2 separate regions of the Mus musculus genome follow, and region 1 is linked to region 2. A link is a contact called in ENCODE POLR2A ChIA-PET data. All regions are on one chromosome and are shown on one strand. The core of a region is the stretch at or near the end of the contact, and the rest is flanking DNA. Distances in the headings are between cores, read along the strand shown.

Region 1 (2,700 bases), core at 84-2,583, 460 kb after region 2:
GAATGCCTTTGTTCCAGGCCCTCTGGGCCTTTCCACTCACCTGTCCACAAGCTCTCCTCCTAAGGACTTGACTCCCTCAGTGACTTGGTATAATACATATAACCAACACACATCCATCACATCCACTTTGGATTTTCAAGACTGGATTTCTCTGGATAACCTATAATTTCTCTCTTTGACTGGCCTGGAACTTGCTTTGTACACCAGGCTGGCCTCTGCCTCTGGAGTGACAGGATTAATACTTATAACCAACACTCATCCATTCTCTTGCTATTTTTTACTTTGTCCTCATATTTAGCACCACTTACATACCTTGTATTTTTAGCTTTTTAATTCATGCAATGACTACTCCTTACCGTGTGCAGTATGCTAGCTCTGGAAATGAGCAAATAAGGGATAATATATATTAGTTAGCGACAGTGATATCAGAAAGCAATAAAGGAGATTTTTGCCTCTCTTCAAAAGCAGGTTTCTGTGTTTGTCCCCCTATGCTCAGTGACAGTAGTGTCCTTGGGCACAGAGGCGTCAAGTAAATTTTTAAAATGAAACACAAGGGAGCTGCAGTTTTTGAGCATTATCCTTAAGCATAATATGTCCATGTGCCTAAGGATAGCACTAATTGCACTTAGTGTTTTAAGTTGGGAGTGGGACATGGGTAGGCCTAGGCGTTTGACGGCAGGGCTGGGGGTGGTGGTGGACATAACCAAAATATATTGTACATGAGATGCAGAATACCATCAATGAAAAAAGCGGCTGCATCCAGGTTAGATTCAGCGGGTAAGTGGGGCTGACCTTTGGGAGCACTTCTTCCAGTTCCTAAGTTCAAGGTGATTTCATGCACCTTGGCAGCTACTACTATGCCCTGCTTCCAACTCGGCGGGGTCGGGAGTGTTTGGCTTGAGGTGCTTCGGATTCCCGGCTAAATTCCCAGGCCCTGGCCGAAGCCCACACCTCCTCACCAGCTTCTCCGGCTGGGGAAGCGCGAAGCACTGACCTGTGCGCGGAGAGGACGACCGCGACGCCCACGCGCACGCTCCCGCCGCAGGAACCTCTGCGGAAACACACCCCGCCCCGCCCCGCTGCGGCGCAGGCGCACTGCAAGCCCCAGGCCGGCAAGCTGGGACACGTGACCGTCCGAACACGTGACCGCTCCGCGCCCCCCCCCCCCCCTTCCGCTCGGCGGGCTACCGCCTCCGGTCCTCCAGGGCTTCCGCTCGCGTAGCCGGAAGGCCCTTGCGCCCCATGTTCTGACCCTGGCCAGACCACCAAATAAAGTTTCTGAGTTCAAAAGCGCTTAAAAAAAAAAAAAAAAAAAAAAAAAGCTCCAACGCTTCCTTTCTGGAACCGCGGCCGTTGAACCCCGGGCGACGCCAGTTGAGTGGCTTGTGGTGCCGGTGTGATGGCCGAGTCCCCGGCGTTTCTTTCCGCTAAGGACGAGGGGTGCGTCTCGCTTTTTTTTTCTTGCGCTCTTGGGAGAAAAAACCCATGTTGGGTGAGGAAGCTGTGGGCGGTCGGGAGCGCCGGATCCTCAAGCTGAGAGTTCGAGTCCCACCTCGGTGGGAGAGAGCCGGCTCGCTGTGCTGGCCGGCGTCAGGACCTAGCTAGTTCCGCTGTGTACCTTCTTCCTTTCTGTCCCGAATTGAGACGCTGGGGCAGGAGTATTGCTGCGAGTTAAAGCCAGCTTGAGCTCGTAGTGAGTTCGAGCTCACTGTGGGATACATTAGGAAAAAGCTTGTCTCTAACAAGTGAGAAGGAAAGGCGCTGCGGGGGCCAACAATTAGGACTCATACCTACTGCGGTGTGTATTAATGGTATGGGTCAAACTAATAACTCTATATTTAAAAACGTCCTAATTTTGCGTGTGCGCGCACATGCCATTATTCGCGTTAGAGGTCAGAGGACAGCTCTGGAGCCGATTTTGTTCCTTCACCTCTCAGGAGTTCAACGAGAACTCGGTCGCGGGCAGCAGATTTATCATGTGCCTTTACCCACTGAGCCATCTCACTGGCCCCCAAAATAAACATCATTAGAAGTAGTTCTTGCAATTTTCATCTTTAGAGTTTTCCCCCCTATACACACTTCTCATGAAATTTGTTAGGCACAATCGATTCACCAAAACAGCTAATAGCAAAATGGAACAATTAGTGGGACGTTAGTTTACTTTAAATTTAATTAAAATTATTTAAAACTTACAGATCGTTGACTGCTGGAATTTTCCACTTGCAATGTTTTTAAACTGGTTGAGTGCCCCTGGGAAGGCAAACCTGTGGACAAAGGGGGAATTACAATATGCTACAACGCTGAGAGCAAAGTTATAAGTAAGAGCAGAAATAAGCATTGGCTAAGTAGCCAATCTTCTTGTCTGGCTGGATGGTTGGTTTTCTTTTGACACGGAGCTATTGAATTATGTAGTGAAGGATGACCTGGGACTCCCAATACTCCTGCCATTATACTCTGTGTCATTATAGAGGGAGACACCACTAGGCTCCAAATTCATATTTCAAATACTTTATTTTCAAATGATTTAATTAGTTTTTATGTGTTGGGGGAGTGTGGCACTCACCTGTGACATTACCCAGGAATGGACGTCAGAGGACGACTTGTGTAGGGAGTCCCCTTTGTCCTTCTACCATGTGGGTTCCAGGGATCGAACTCAGGAGGTTGTACTTGGTAGCAGGTGCCCTTCCCTGCTGAGGCCTG
Region 2 (2,700 bases), core at 69-2,568:
AGCTCTTGTTCCTCTAGACGCACCACAGTCCTGGGAGATGTCGCACAGTATTGAGTTTATTCCACAGATGAGAAATGTTGTGTTTAGGGATCCCCAATCTAAAAGGGACATCTATCAAACCTGCCCTAATAAATGAATGGACATGGCCAGAAGATAGATTCCAATATCCCTTCCATGGGCTCATCTCTAAGGGCTTAAATTCCTCCATGTATAAGCTTCAACTCTTAAAATATGCCTCCATCTCCCAGTAACCAAGAGGGTGACCAGGTTTTTAATATATGGACCTTTGGGACACATATCCAACCTACAGCAGTGAGGAAGGCAGAGGATATCCTGTAAACACTGTCTGACTCAACCTCATCGTAGGCACTTTTCATAGGGAGTAAGTTTCTGTGGCTCCAAGTTCCAACTAGATGTGTGTATTTTTTTTTTTCTTAAACTTTTTACCCTCTTTGGAACCTGCTTGTCCATGCATTTCAAAAACATGGCCCCCGTGTGTCAGTGAGGTGGCTCAACAGGTATAGTCACTTGCTGCCAAACCTATGAAGTTGAGTTCTATCCCTAGAACAATCCTTCTGCCCAGCACCTCAGCACGCCGCTGCTGACCCCAAGATAGAATCAGAGAACTGGTTTCTTCAGGTTGTCCTATCCTTTACTTGCTGCAAGCTCAAGGACACAAGTAAAACTTAAAAAGAGGAAGAGGAGGAGGGCACGTGGAATTGGGCAAGCTCACAGCTCTGCCAGCAAACCAAATGACTTCTCTTGATCGCAGGTTCTCCTGGTTAGAAATCAGACGAATGGCGTTCCATTTCTTACATCTGTTGGGGTTAATAAATATATCTTTCCAGCACACAAGACAGCGTGAGCACTCAAAAAACGGTCTCTGCCTTGCACAAATTCTACCCTACCTCATTTGTGGTCTACAAAGTTACTATGTTATTCCCACTAGCCTTGGAAATTATAAACTTGGAAGACTCAGTCCTAAAACCATTGACGTTAATCTGCTTAAGGCTACAAAACCAGCATTTGCATTGCAAACTCTAAGAACGACATTTAGCCCTAGGCCACCTCCCACGTAATAAACACTTCCTTCTGAAGGTCTAAACTGGACTTAGGACCACTACCTCCTGAGGAAAGTGAGCTGCATTATGAAGACCAAGGGTGGCATCAGGTTTTGAGGCAGAAGGGCTGGCCATACAATCTCAGGGCAAGGGCTCAGCACCACGCTGATGCCCCACCTCCTATGCCTTGACTTTCTGGCAACTCCAACCAAAAGCTTCACGTCCGCTGGCCCCCGCCCTGTTAACGTCACGGCCACTTGGTACAGTGCCCCCTAGGGGCCTCAGTTCCTCCCACGAGGAAGAGTCTAGTCTTTCCTGCTGCTGGCCCTTTACTGTGCCGCTTGGCTCTCTGGTGCCTCCCACGCCAGCCCGGGGAAGAACTTGCAGCCGCATCTCGGCGCCTGGGGATAACCAGTCACCCCGCACTCTGCAGCAGCATGAGCGTCCGCCTCCCTCTCCTGCTTCGCCAGCTCGGCCGCCAGCAGCTGCCCTCGGGCCCGGCGTGTCGCCTCCGTGAGCTGTGTCGCTCAGGCAGCAGAAGCAGCAGCAGCGGAGGTGGTGACCCCGAGGGGTTACGCGGGCGGCGGCTGCAGGATGGCCAAACCTTCAGCAGCCATGGCCCAGGCAATCCGGAAGCCCCCGGGATGGACTCCATCGTCAGGTGAGTGTCCTGTTTGTCTACAGGCAGGTCCCTAGCCAGGGACCCAAGGACCCAATGGCACTCTCGGCCGCTGGGAGACCCGAGGGACCGTTCGTAGGGCGGGAAACAGAGAATGCTTGGTTCCGACTTGCTAGAGACGCCTTGCGATTGGCAGAGAGGGCGTGGGGGCGAAGGGGAACGTCCGGAGTATGGGACCCGGTAGATGAGGGCATCCCCCCCAGCCGGCGCGCGCCTCACGGACCGCACGCCCCGCTCCACGTGCACCGCCCGCCTCCGGCTCTGATGCAACCGCGCCGGGCGTGGCGCCGACAGGAAAAGGGCGGTGCGGCCCTGGGCGGGAGAGAAGCAAGGAGGATGGCCCTACAATCCCGCCACTGCTGATGTCCCACTACTGAAGGAGGGGCGGGCTAAACCCCTTGCGGAAGCCCTCTAGGTCTAGGCGTACGGTCCGCTCCGGAGCATCGCTGCTCAGAGAGCACACAGGTTCCGGTGCAGCAGTATCTGGAAAGTTCATTCTATATCCGGTGGTGATCTGAGCAGAGTCATCTGGTCAGACCCTATAGTGAGTTTGCTAGGCCACTGCTGTGCAGAGGCACCTACCTGCAAAGGGCGGGAAAGCCCTTTTCTGCTTTGATTCCCAACTGGGGCTATGGAAACAAATGAGCAAAAATAATCTGCCCCCAGGGGCTGTCACACATATATCCCGCAACAAGTAGTCATTATTTTTACAATAAACTAAACTAAGCTCTACAAACTTGGTGTAATGAGCATGACAGTAAATACTTAAGGTTCAGTGAACTAAAAAGCAGAATTTAAAATGTTACATGGGTACGTTTGTAATAAGGAAAAACGTTCTCACAGTTTTTTGATAAAATCCAACATTTTATGGACACTGACATTTCAATTTCATGTGGTTTTCACGTGCTATGAAGTATCCTTATTTCTGTTTTTCTACCAGTTGTTTAAAAATGGAAGCTC

The links. ChIA-PET counts read pairs that join two places held with the same protein, here RNA polymerase II (POLR2A).
Region 1: POLR2A ChIA-PET joins it to region 2 with 18 read pairs in Patski. The contact joins the promoter of Armt1 here to the promoter of Mthfd1l in region 2. POLR2A ChIA-PET finds 5 or more read pairs at or near these places in 3 of 5 experiments (Patski and embryonic stem cell).

Annotation. Positions count from the first base shown.
Region 1 is chr10:4,431,272-4,433,971 of GRCm38, forward strand. It overlaps Armt1 (acidic residue methyltransferase 1), which reads left to right and starts at 1,334. Exons shown (of 5, transcript NM_024261.2): 1 at 1,334-1,440. The coding sequence starts at 1,400. Rmnd1 (required for meiotic nuclear division 1 homolog) reads right to left here and starts at 1,117. Exons shown (of 13, transcript NM_025343.6): 1 at 995-1,117.
Region 2 is chr10:3,971,757-3,974,456 of GRCm38, forward strand. It overlaps Mthfd1l (methylenetetrahydrofolate dehydrogenase (NADP+ dependent) 1-like), which reads left to right and starts at 1,319. Exons shown (of 28, transcript NM_172308.4): 1 at 1,319-1,722. The coding sequence starts at 1,499.